Regions from separate parts of the Homo sapiens genome. Here region 2 is linked to region 1. The links are chromatin contacts, found by Hi-C in ENCODE. All regions are on one chromosome and are shown on one strand. The core of a region is the stretch at or near the end of the contact, and the rest is flanking DNA. Distances in the headings are between cores, read along the strand shown.

Region 1 (6,674 bases), core at 947-3,446:
GCCCAGACCTGGCTTCAGAATCCTTCTCAACACAGCTCACTAGGTAAGCTTTATCTATCAAATTAAGATGTGCTTGGAAACGATGAGAAGGTACTTACGTGCAGCAGGCATTAGCACCTGCTCATGGTCACAACTGTCCAGCAGTGGCCTAGCTGTCTCTGCAAATGGCAAGCACCCCTTCTCAGAATGTGTGACGGTGTGTCAGCCAAGAATGGCCCCCCACAGCTAGGGCACTGCATAGCCCAACAGGGGTGGAGAAGGGGAGGGCCAGAGAAGGCTTGAGGTCCCTTCCGGTGGCAAAATTCAGGTGGACAATGCTCAGGTGGACTCACTCCACTTCCACAGATGAGGACCACACCTCCCTCACCCAAGCATCCTGGCCTGGAAAGTTTCCACCATTGCAAAGCTCACAAAGAGGCTCAGAGAGGGTGTGCAATCTGCTCCCAGTTGCTCAGCACAGCTAGGAAACAGGCAGTGTTGAACAAGGACCTCCAGGCCAGTCTCAGATGGACTTGGACCATGCCTATTCCCTCACCCCACAACAAAAGCTCTCCCCACCAGAGAGCTCATGGTGTGTGCGCGCCTTTACAGTGAATCAGAGCCACTCTAAGGGAGAGTGAGAGGAAGCCCTGGGGTTCCTCCCCTCCCCACTCCACCCTATCTCGGTGCCTTCTTCTGGGGAACCAGAAACACCCTCCAACAATAAAGAGGCCCTTTGAGACGGGGCAGCCCACTGTCACCTGCTAGGACCTGGGAACCCTACCCTGCAAAGAAACTGCGGATCCCCACGAAGGTGGGGAGGAAACCTCCACCCAAGAGGCAGCCAGGGAAAACAGCAGAGATCCCTAGAAGCCCATGTTGGGCTCCCGTTTTGGGCTCTGAGTGAGCCTGTATTGAGAGGGGTCCGGTGGCTGGTTGGGCCATGGCTCCAGGAGTCCCCGCGCTGCCTCACCTTCTGTGCCTGGCTGATCATCTTCCGCACCACCTCTTTGATGTGGGCCTGCCCGTCTATGGGGGGCTGCATGTAGACGCTAGCCCGGGTCACGCCGCGGTAGGCGATGGTGTCGGGCCAGCCCAGGTCCAGCTGCGGGATGGAGCGGTCCGACTTCTGGGGCCAGTACTCCAGGGAGGGCAGCGGCTCGGCCTCGATGGGGACCCCATCCGCCCCGCTGGCTTCCTCGCCGTCGCCGACCCCATTGTCCTCGGGCCCCTGAGAGGGGCCCGTGCCCCGAGGGTCCTCAGAGCCCGGGTCGTACACCTCGATGGTCTCCAGGATGCGCTTGAGCTCCAGCTCCGAGAGGAAGTCTCGGATGTTCTCCCGCTTGAGCACCTCGTAGAAGGCGTCCCGGCCGCGGGCCACCAGGGCCTCCAGCGCCAGCCGCTGCTCCTCGCTGTAGAAGAACTCAGGCTTGGACTCGCTGGAGCGCCAGTTCACATGGTTGTCGTCCAGACACTGCACCTGAGAGAAGGCCATGGCGCCGCCTGCCCGGGCACTGCTGCCGGGGGTGGGTGGGCAAGGTCCAGCTCCTAGCTCCGGCCCAGCTGGGGCACCGCGCGCTCGGGGGCCTCTCCGCGGCCTCTGCTTCTCTGCCCATGAGCAATCTGCGGGAAAGACCTGATGAGCCCGGCTCGGCGGGGAGGGCGGGCCGCGCGGGGAGGGGCGGCGGGGGCGGGGCCGGGAACTCAGGTGGGCGTGGGAAGGACGGGGCTGGGGCTGGGGCTGGGAAGATGAGGTGGGGGCACTGGACTGGGATGGGAAGAAAGTAAGGGATCGGAACAGCGGTGAGGGAGCGGTGGGCCACGTCCCAGGGCTCAGCGTGCCTCTACGTGCAGGGAACCCATATCCCAGATTTCCGGAGCTGCCTGAAGTCCTCGCAACTTCTGAGGGAAACTAGGGCAGCCGGGGAACTTCCCAGTAGCTTCTTAGAGTGGGAGGCGGCCCCGGCACAGAGGCGCCCCGCAAACCGAGGGCTTCCGGGTAAGGGAGGGGTCTTAAAATTTCCGGGTGCCGGCAACCCAGGAGGCCTGCCCGGAGGAGGCTGGGGCTCTGGGAGGGGTCCAGGAGACCCAGAAACGCGGTTGCGGGGCGGCGACGCCCCGCGAGACCCGGGATCCGGGGGGCGCGGCCGGGACTTGCTTACCGAGCGGGCGCTGGCGGAGCGGGGCGCACACGCGGCGGCTGCGGCGGCGGCGCGAGGCTGGGCGGGGGCGCGCCGGTGACTCAGGGCCGCCCCGCTTACCCCGCCGCCGCCACCTGCGGTCACGTGCCGCCCGGGGCGGGGCCGGAAGCTGATTCACCCCTCGACAGACAGACAGACCTGGGGCGGACGCACTGCCCACGGTCCCCTGGTGCCCGAATTCCGAAAATATCAGAGGCCTAAGCCCAAGAGCTCCTGGAACACCCATCCCAGAGAGGGACAGTGTTCTCCCTGAGGTCACACAGCGGGTCAACAGCCTTGGCACCCCCCTGTGCCCCCAGGGTCTGTTGGTGATCCTGGATCAACCCTGGCTGTGCCCAGTTTCGCCGGCGTGGCGGGAAGTCCGTGCGGCTGTATAGATACCCAGCTGTCCAGTTGTGGAAACAGGTCTAGGGTACTGGGCTGGGAGCCCCCAGGCAGGGATAGGGCACTGACTGACCCAAACTCAGGGCTTTCCTGAGCAGATACCCAGTTCTCAGTCCTAAGCCCTGATCCCCTCTGGGAGGGGTCCCCGGACTGCTTCTGCGTGGCGGGCAGCACCCGACCTGAACCCTAGGGCAGGGAGGGGCCAAGAGGGCCGCTGTGGGCTGGGGTCAGGCCCAGCTCTCTGCTGAGCGTCCCCTGGGGTTGGGACCCTGGTTATGGGGAGCGTGGAGACCACATCTGAAGGCAGGCTTTGAGGGTGGGACAGCAAAGCCCATTAAATCTGGCCCAACAAACAGCCCCCACCCCATCGCGTGCCGCAGCCAGTCTGCCCGGCACCAGGCCCAGCCCTTCCTCCCATCCCCCATACTTGCTCTGGATCTGGATGGGGCTGGTTTGGGTCCCGTAAGGATGCTGCTTCCGTAGGCTGGTGACATCTCTAGGCCTTGTGCCCTCAAACCCCCCCCCTCCAAGGCCTTCTCCACCATTCATGGCCCATCAGGACTCCTTGCCTCTGAGTCCACTGCCCTGGGCAATGACTAGCCTCCTAGGCCCAGCATCCTTGTGGTCCCCATCACTGACCCCTCAAGCATGAAGTCCTACACTCTGCCATATAGCCCCCCAAGGGCTTTATGCTACTGAACATAGTGGCCCCTGGGGAACAGGCACACATATTTGCATCCTCCTCCTGCCCCAGGGCCAGAGAGGGGAGGTGATCCCAGCGGGGGAGCCCTGCCTTGAGGGTCCTGAAGACCCATTTATAGCCCCTCTGCTACTGTGGATCCCCTGTAAGACCTTCTCTGAGCCGCCTCAGCTTCTCCCTGTGTTCTTACCAATGCACAGAGGCTGGAGAGTTCAGGAAGGGAGTCCAAGGCCTCACTCCCACCTCCACCACCCCAACACTTCTGCAGTTGATGAGCAGGAAGGTTGTATGCACCCAGTTTTCCCCAGTAGCGACGTTTTGCATAACTATAATACAATAATATCACAGCCAGAAAATTGACACTGGTGCAATCCACAAAGCTTATTTAGATTTCACCAGTTTTTTGTTTGTTTTGGGACAGGGTCTTGCTCTGTCACCTAGGCTGGAGTGCAGTGGTATGTACAATCATTGCTCAATGCAGCCTTGAACTCCTGGGCTCAAGCCTCAGCCTCCTGAGTAGCTGGGACCAGAGACACCATGCCCAGCTAATTTTTTTTCTTTTTTCTTTTTTCTTTTTTTTTTTTTTTTGTAGAGACAAGGCCTCACTATGTTGCTCAGACTGGTCTCAAACTCCTGGCCTCAAGTGATTCTCCCACCTTGGCCTCCCGAAGTTCTGGGATTATAGGCGTGAGCCACTGCACTGGCCAGATTTCACCAGTTTTACATGCACTCATTTATGTGTGTTATACAACCTTATTATGTGTATAGATTTGTGTAACCACCATTACAGTCAAGATACAGAACTGTTCTGTCACTACAAAGATCTCCTTCTCTGTAGCCATCCCCACACCTCCCCCGACCACCATTCCTAACTTCTGGCAACCACTAATCTATTCTACAATTCAACAATTTTGCTGTTTCAAGAATGCTATATAAATGGAAGATATAGTATATAAACTTTTGGGATTGGCCTTTTTTCCCACTTAGCATAATTCTCCAGCAAGTCATCCAGGTTGTTTCATGGATCAATGGTTTGTGCTTTTCATTGCTGACTAGTATTCCATGGTATGGATATACCACAGTTTGCTTAACCATTTCAGTGATTGAAGGATATGTGGGGTTTCCAGCTTTTGATTATTACAAATAACCTTGTTATGAGCATTCATACACATATGTATATAAACATCAGGTTTCATTTCTCTGGCATAAGTGCCCAAGAGTGTTATTCCTGGGTCCTGGTAGTTGCATGTTCAAACACTGCCAAACTTTTTCCAGAGTGGCTGTACCATTTCACATTCTCACCAACAATGTATGAGTGATCCAGTTTCTCCACATCCTTGCCAACATGTGGTGTTACCGCTATTTTTTTTTTTTTTTTTGGCCATTCTGATAGGTAGATCATATCTTATTGTGGCTTAAATTTGTGCTTTCCTGATGGCTAATGTCATTGAATCTCTTTTCATGGGCTTATATGCCATCTGTTTGTCTTTTCCTTTGAAACATTTGTTCATGTCTTTTGCCCATTTTCTAAATGGATTGTCTATTTTTTAACTCTTGAGTTTTAACTTTTTTACTTTTTTGTTTTATTAGAGATAGGCTCTTGCTCTGTTATCCAGGCTGAAGTGCAGTGGCTTAATGATAGCTCACTGCAACCTCAAATTCCTGGACTCAAGCCGTCCTCCCACTTCAGCCTCCTGAGTAGCTGGGACTACAGATGTGCACCACCATGCCTGGCTAATTGTTTTTTATTTTTAGTAGAATCATGGTCTTGCTATGTTGCCCAGGCTTATACTGTTGAATTTCAAAAGTTCTTTATATATTCTAGCTACAGGACCTTTGTTGGGTGTGTGCTCTGCAAATATTTTCTCCCAGTCAGTAGCTTGCTTTTTCATCCTCTTCGAGGTGTCTTACACAGAGCTAAAGTTTTAAATGTTGATGAGGTCCAGTTTATCAATTTTTCCTTTTATGCATCATGCTTTTGGCATCAAGTCTAAGAACTATTCACTTTGTTGAAGTCAAAATGAAAATGTAGAGATGAATCTCTATATTTAACGTTTTATTTGGGAAGAAAAATTGCAATTCAGGGCATGCACAAAGACTGGGTGGTCTTTGATGTGTCTGGAGAACACAAAGAAGGTTAGAGGTTTTCTTGAAAGCAGAAATGTTACTTAGTGCTCTTTGAGAAAGTTCCTTGGCACTGGTAAGGGTTTGGGGAGCTGAAGAGTTCTGACTGGTAAGTGATGGTGGTAAGCAAAATTAGTCCTAGATCTGTAGCAAGTTATCTCAGCAGCTATAGATAAAACTGGTTGCAGGTTGTAAAAGGGAGTTTCTTTCACCAGCCAGGCTCATAGGGAATTGCATTTTTGGAATAATGTTATGTACCCTGGGTGCTTTCCCCCACTGTCCTCTTAACTCTATTTTAGTTTTGTAGACAAGAATGATCCAATGTGTATGATCAACTTTTACAGCCTAGCCTTAGGTCCTAAAGATTTTCTCCTATTATTTTCCCCAAAAGTTTGATAGTTTTTTTTAACATTTTACATTTAAATCTGTGATCTATTTTGAGTTAATTTTTGTATAAGGTGTGAAGTTTAGATTGAGGGTAGGTTTTTGGCCTATAGATGTTCTCAGAATTCTGAGTTTTTACAGAGGAGGAGACAGCCTCACAGATTTTTTTTTTTTTTTTGATACGGGGTCTTGCACTGTTGCCCAGGCTGGCGTGCAGTGTCACGATCTCAGCTCACTGCAAGCTCCGCCTCCTGGGTTCACACCATTCTCCTGCCTCAGCCTCCGGAGTAGCTGGGACTACAGGCGCCTGCCACCACGCCCTGCTAATTTTTTGTAGTTTTAATAGAGACGGGGTTTCACCGTGTTAGCCAGGATGGTATCGATCTCCTGACCTCGTGATCTGCCCGCCTCAGCCTCCCAAAGTGCTGGGATTACAGGCGTGAGCCACCGTGCCTGGCATTATTATTATTATTATTTTTTTTTTTTTTTTTGAGATAGCGTCTTGCTGTGTCTCCCAGGCTGGAGTGCAATGGCCTGATCTCGGCTCACTGCAACCTCCATCTCCCAGGTTCAGCGATTCTCGTGCCGTAGCCTCCCAAGTAGCTGGGACTACAGGTGCGTGCCACTGCACCTTGCTAATATTTGTATTTTTTGGTAGAGACAGGGCTTCACCATCTTGCCCAGGCTGGTCTCAAACTCCTGGCCTCAAGTGATTCATCCACCTCAGCCTCCCAAAGTGCTAGGATTACAGGCATGAGCCACCGTTCCTGGCCAGTCTCAGAGATCTTAATAATCACTCAAGATCTTACAGCAAGGGATTGGGAGAGCTGAGTTTGTTTTGTTGTTGTTGTTGTTTGTTTGTTTGTTTGAGACAGGGTCTTGCTCTGTCACCTCAAGGCTGG
Region 2 (6,850 bases), core at 2,382-4,881, 220 kb before region 1:
TTTTTTTTTTGAGACTGAGTCTTGCTCTGTCGCCCAGGCTGGAGTGCAGTGGCGCGATCTTGGCTTACTGCAAGCTCTGCCTCCTGGGTTCATGCCATTCTCCTGCCTCAGCCTCCCGAGTAGCTGGGACTACAGGCGCCCGCCGCCATGCCGGGCTAATTTTTTGTATTTTTAGTAGAGACGGGGTTTCACCGTGTTAGCCAGGATGGTCTGGATCTCCTGACCTCGTGATCCACCCTCCTGGGTCTCCCAAAGTGTGGGGATTACAGGCGTGAGCCACCGCGCCCGGCCTCAACTTCACATTTTCAAAAATATGTGTAGCATTGAAATCACATCTGTTGCATTCAAAATATGCTCACTTAGAGGCTAATATACTCTTTACTCAATACTAGCATTTTATTAAAAACTTGTTTTATTGGCCGGCTGCGGTGGCTCATGCCTGTAATCCCAGCACTTTGGGAGGCCGAGGCGGGTGGATCACGAGGTCAGGAGATCGAGGCCATCCTGGCTAACACGGTGAAACCCTGTCTCTACTAAAAAAAATACAAAAAATTAGCCAGGCATGGTGGCGGACGCCTGTAGTCTCAGCTACTTGGGAGGCTGAGGCAGGAGAACGGCGTGAACCCGGAAGGCAGAGCTTGCAGTGAGCAGAGATCATGCCACTGCACTCCAGCCTGGGTGACAGAGCGAGACTCCGTCTCAAAAACAAAAACAAACAAACAAAAAAATTTGTTTTATTAAATTGTTTCTAGTATCAGCATTTCTAATACCACTCAGGGTGCCTGCCTGTATGATGGCATACCTGTTGGGCAACAAAGACCTCAATGTGCTTCGAAGTTTGAATGCCCAAGTACTTAATGCATACGTACTTAATATTTTTCATAGAACGCCGATTTTTTAAAATTTTCTTTTTTTTGAAAAAGCAGATGATGTGGAGAAAGCACAAAAACAAGGACAATTGGAAACTCCTGGAAAACTGCCCAGTCACCCAAAGAAAAAGTCTTGGAAAATCCCTATGTCACCTGACCAATTCCTCCTGACTGTTAGCGCCCTGCAGCACGCCCATAATTCCGGGGAATTTGCCTATCCCTGTAGGCCCCAAACAGAAATTACTGATGTCTGGGGACCTTCAATTTCATACCCAAGGAAGGTCTTGAATTTCAAAGGAAAATCAATCCAACGTGCAGTTGATCGGTTGAGATTGAGCAATCCTCCTATAGATGTGAAACGAACCAGTATTCCCCTTGAAATCCAGAAACTGCAGCCCAACTTGAAGATCTCTTTGCACAGTCCTAGAGTCCAGTCCACCATACCCCAGCCCATGATTATCCGCTCCAGGTTCTCTGGCAGCTTAAAGGGTGGAGACCAAGTGACCAGTTCAATTGAAAGGGCTGTGTGCAGTACGGGTCCCCTGACCAGTATGCAGGTCATTAAACCAAACCGCATGCTAGCTCCACAAGTGGGCACAGCCACCCTGTCTCTTAAGAAAGAACGGCCTCGCATCTATACAGCCCTTGATCCTTTTAGAGTGAACACTGAGTTCGTGCTGTTGACCGTGAAGGAGGAGAAGGAGCACCAGGAAGCCAAGATGAAGGAATATCAGGCCAGGGAGTCCACTGGAGTGGTTGATCCAGGAAAAGTCAGCAAAGCTGCATGGATCAGGAAGATCAAAGGCCTGCCTATTGATAATTTCACGAAGCAAGGGAAAACAGCGGCCCCTGAACTTGGACAAAATGTATTTATCTAAACCAGCCTTGGGAAATTACAATGTTTTACAATAAACAGAAAGCCAAGCGGATGTTGCTATTTGGCCTTTTTTTTTTTTTTTTTGACTGTTTCTTCCTGGTAATTAATGTGGGAACTCCCAGTTATCTTCCTCTGAGCCAAATATTTGATATCATCAAAATAAGAAAACAGAAGGAGGTTGGGCGAGATTAGCATCTGTAGTCCCACTGAAAACAATTTAGTGAGCATTAGGAAAGCCCAGTTTCGTTGATGGGGGATGGGGAGATGATCACTGGAAATTAGATACCATTCATCACTACCAATTTAGTGCTATTAGTTCTTCTGGCAAATGAAGTTATGGGATTATATCAGGGTCATGCATTGGTGTTTTCTGGTATTTTTGCACAGAAGCCTGATAAAACCCATTAAGAATTTAAAAGGGGAAGCCCTCAGTGGGGTGGACCTGTTGCATTTGACAACATTGAGCTTTTCCTTCTCAGGGCTAACTCCTAAGGAAGAGAATTAGCATATTTATCCTCTGTACAAAGAGGGCCAGTAACATCAAGTGCATTGAGGTTTCTGCTTAAACCTTTGGACTATGGTGCAGGGACCAGGTAATTTAGAAGAGTGCAGCCCACTACAAGAGCTATGGCCCATTAGAAAGTTCAAGCCTTGACCAGGTGCGGTGGCTCACGCCTGTAGTCCCAGCACTTTGGGAGACTGAGGCGGGTGGCTCACCTGAGATCAGGAGTTTGATACCAGCCTGACCATCGTGGTGAAACCTCGTTTCTACTAAAAATACAAAATTAGCTTTAAAAATTAGCTATTAAAAATTAAAAGACGATAATGAATTCAAACACAATGTCTTAAAAAACCAAAAACTACGAAAAACAACACAAAACTCCACAGCACTGAGTGGACCACTGAAAACCTGCCATGGGCAGGCTGGACGTACAGGCCCCAAATTTGTTAGCTTTTCATCTCCAAGGGCACGAATGCAATTGTGCTGCCGAAATGTCTTGCCTTTAGAAACGCGTGTGTGTGTTTTCCCCCTTTCATTATTAGAATATCAGGTTTTAAATGGCACTGGCAATCAGCCACGTAAAATTTGTGATTTTAATAGAATCCCTTCAATTAAGGACACGTGCAAATACCACTATGCCAACAGCAGTCTGACTCGGCCAGACAGATAGGATATTGTCATCATCACCGCTTCAAAGATGACTTAACGCCCCTTAATTTCACATCCTTTGTTCAGGCAAGATCACAGCATGAGCGGCTGGACTTAAAACTGTAGTAAGTATAACGTCTCCCATTTACTAGATACTTACACTGTAAGGAAACCATTATCACCCCCACTTTACAACTGATGAAAGAAGTACATAAAGGTTGGTGATATGATTGGCAATAGAGTTCCCAGGCGCCTAAGCTCCAGGGCGCAAGGTCTCAACTCCTGGCGTCTAAGTTTATACCTCCCATAATAATACCGTCCATTAGTTACTCTAGAGTCCTCCTGCCTTGTTTTTCTTAACGTTTTACTTCTCTGCAAGAACATATTTTAAAAAGTTGCTTCTACAATTTAAAGTACAAAAGTAATACTGTACAGGAGTAAGTCTTTGTAAAATATTTAAAGAAAATTATATTATACAATAAAACCCCGCCCCCCTGCATTCGGGGCAGCGACACTGGGGGAACGACTTTAGAATTTGCATTGGGTGGACAGCAAATACTTCCGTAAAACAGACCATGAAGCTTTCCACTTAGAGCCCACTGTGGCCCCAATACCTTTCCCTTTCGCTCCTGCTCCAGGCTCCGCCTCCGCCGTGTCCGGGCCGCTCGCCCCGCCCCCGCTCGCCCCGCCCCTGGATTTGCTCCCTCAAAGCGGAAGTGAGGCCGGACTGAGGCTCTTACAGTGGTCCCTGCTGGCCCTTGGTGACGGGTCGCCTCAGTTCCGACCCGGACCCGTACGCTGCTGCGCTGACGTGGCTCCCGGAAGTAGGGCTGGCGTAGGGCCGCCATGTTGCAGCAGGTGAGGGGCTGAGGGCTCGCTGGGAGGGTGGCGGCTCCTGGGACTGGCTCTGCAGGTTCCGTGGGACTGGAGCCCGCGTCCCCCGCGCCCGCTACTCGAACTCGAGGAGGAGCGGGGCGGCCGGGAGTGGAGGGCTGTGGGTAGTTGTCTGAGGAGGGCTGCTGGGGGTTCTGAGGCCGCTGGGGGCGGCGTGACCCGTGCGGCGCAGAGCAAGTACTTCTTGCGGCTGTGGGGACGCCCATTGTTAACCAGCGCGAGTGGGGGTCTCTCTTTCCTCAACCCTTATTGCCGGGGTGGAGTTGAGGAGGAGCGGCCTGCGGGCCTCTTAGCTTCCTGACACCCAGGGGTGCGATGCTATTTTGTAGGAATCGGCGACACCGCCAGAGCCTCGCTTTCAAATTGCTGTTTCCAAACTAATGTTGTTGGTGATTCTCTCCTTTGTGCTCTTAGAGTTAATTGTAGTCCACATGTTGGCAACCAGAGACTCGTAAGATTAATAATATTTTTAGAAAAAACTACTGTTTATGGTCACTTAGATTGTCTTAAGTGTTTTTTTCTTTCGGTTCACACAAAATTTGTTGAGGGATTACTATGACTCAGACACGGTTGTAGGCCCAGGGATAGGGTTGTGACCAGTACAGACAGGTTTCTTGCCCCGTATTTTTGGGTTAGGGAAGTGGGTTCTAGGAGATGGGGGTTGGGTGGGGAGACACGATAAATTGTATAACCAAAGATATTTTCAGATAATTGCAAAGGCAGGGTGATGAAATAACAAGTGTCTGAGGATAGGACAACTAAGATTTATGGTCAGGAAAGACTGCTTATGAGGAGATGCCTTGAGTGGAGAAAATCTAATAATGGTTAAATTCAGCTGTATTACAGGAAAGGTGTCCCGATCCAGACCCGAAAAGAGGGTCCTTGGCCGGGCGTGGTGACTCAGGCCTGTAATCCCAGCACTTTGGGAGGACGAGGTGGGTGGATCATGAGGTCAAGAGATCGAGACCATCCTGGCCAACTTGGTGAAACCCTGTCTCTACTAAAAATACAAAAATTAGTTGGGCGTGATGGTGCACGCCTGTAGTCCCAGCTACTCGGGAGGCTGAGGCAGGAGAATCGCTTGAACTGGGGAGGCTGAGGTTGCAGTGAGCCGCGGGCCACTGCACTCCATCCAGCCTGGCTACAGAGGGAGACTCCGTCTCAAACAAAACAAAAAAAGTCTTGGATCAGGCAAGAAGGAATTCAGGGTGAGTCCACAGTGCAAAGTGAAAGCAAGTTTATTAAGAAAGTAAAGGAGTGGCTACTCCATAGAGCAACCTGGAGGGCTGCTGGTGGCCCATTTTTATGGGTATTTCTTAGTGGTATGGTTAACAAGGGGTGGATTATTCATTCCTCCCCTTTTAGATCATAGAGAGTAACTTCCTGATGTTGCCATGGCATTTGTAAACTGGCATGGCGCTGATGGGAGTCTAGTAGTGAGGACGACCAGTGGTCACTCTCGTGGCCATCTTGGTCTTGGTGGGTTTTGGCTGGCTCCTTTATTGCAACCTGTTTTTTCAGCAAGGTCTTTATGACCTGTATTTTGTGCCGACCTCACATCTCATCCTGTGATTTAGAATGCCCTGTCTGGGAATGCAGCCCAGTAGGTTTCAGCCTCATTTTACCCAGCTCCTATTGAAGATGGAGTTGTTCAGGTTCACATGCTTCTGACATTTGAACCTGCGCCCAGGCCGGATGAGGCTGGAGAAACACAACAATGTTGACTGTTCCCACTATTTATTTATTTATTGATTGATTGATTGATTCATTCATTCATTTATGAGACGGAGTTTCACTCTTGTTGCCCAGGCTGGAGTACAATGGTGTGATCTCGGCTCACTGCAACCTCTGCCTCCCGGCTTCAAGCGATTCTTCTGCCTCACCCTCCAGAGTAGCTGGGATTACAGGCGCCTGCCACCACGCCCGGCTAATTTTTGTATTTTTAGTAGAGATGGGGTTTCACCATATTAACCAGGCTGGTCTTGAGCTCCTGACCTCAGGTGATCCACCCGCCTCAGCCTTCCAAAGTGCTAGGATTACAGGCGTGAGCCGCCAGGCCCGGCCGACGGTTCCCACTTGATAAATTTGTGACGTGAACCTCAGTCGAGCCCTTAGTGCTGCCAGGCGGTCATTCTACATTTCCATAGCCCCTTCACCCTCTCGCCTTAGGCAACTATTAAAACTCAAATCTTCAACGTTTCTTCTCTTATCCTCTCTCAGCTGGTAACGTTGCTTCTTGTTTCACTGAAAATGGAAGCCGTCGGAAGACAATTTTCACACTAGCTGCCTAGTTGCATGTTTACTCAGGGTCTCATATTCTTTTATGATAATTGGACTGTTAGTGCTCCATTCTTAGGTCTTCCTGTCTACTGTGTCCTGGTTTCCATCTCCTCTTGCCTACTGGAAGGCATTGTTCTAGTAATTCTCTTTCTTGTATCATCAGTTTTTTAATCCTTTTAAACGTTTGCTCACATCAACATATAAACGTGCTTTAATTTCTCTTACCTTAAAAAATGAAAACTTGGCCGGGCGCGGTGGCTCACGCCTGTAATCCCAGCACTTTGGGAGGCCGAAGCGGGTGGATCACGAGGTCAGGAGATCGAGACCATCCTGGCTAACACGGTGAAACCCCGTCTGTACTAAAAAACAACAAATTAGCCGGGGGTGGTGGCGGGCACCTGTAGTCCCAGCTACTCGGGAAGCTGAGGCAGGAGAATGGCATAAACCTGGGAGGCGGAGCTTGCAGTGAGCCGAGATCGCGCCACTGCACTCCAGCCTGGGCGACAGAGCCAGACTCCGTCTCAAAACAAACAAACAAACAAACAAAACAAACTTGACACCACATGCTCTTTCACTGGTCACTCCATTCTTTTTCCTTTAAAGACTTGTATCATATATGCTTGTCTTTTAATTCTTCCAGTCTCTCTTGTATTCATTCTAGTCAGTCTCTCTTCCCCTCTCCCAACCATACTGGAACTGCTCTTACTGAGTTCCCTGATGACCTGTTAAAAATACAGTGGTCATGGCTGGGTGCAGGGCTCATGGCTGTAATCCCAGCAC

Evidence for each region. Hi-C counts contacts between places; a loop is a spot of excess contacts on that map. Pooled maps may share reads with other maps.
Region 2: a pooled map shows a loop between it and region 1 (17-fold over the local background). The contact joins the promoter of TVP23B here to the promoter of FAM83G in region 1. A Hi-C loop is called at or near these places in 8 of 50 pooled maps.

Annotation. Positions count from the first base shown.
Region 1 is chr17:19,002,568-19,009,241 of GRCh38, forward strand. It overlaps FAM83G (family with sequence similarity 83 member G), which reads right to left and starts at 2,197. Exons shown (of 6, transcript NM_001039999.3): 1 at 2,142-2,197; 2 at 953-1,602. The coding sequence starts at 1,474. The region is part of intron 9 of SLC5A10 (solute carrier family 5 member 10); the gene reads left to right. RefSeq lists silencers at 2,069-2,368, 3,889-4,183.
Region 2 is chr17:18,777,552-18,784,401 of GRCh38, forward strand. It overlaps TVP23B (trans-golgi network vesicle protein 23 homolog B), which reads left to right and starts at 3,632. Exons shown (of 7, transcript NM_016078.6): 1 at 3,632-3,754. The coding sequence starts at 3,743. FBXW10 (F-box and WD repeat domain containing 10) reads left to right here. Exons shown (of 14, transcript NM_001267585.2): 14 at 924-1,798. The coding sequence ends at 1,747.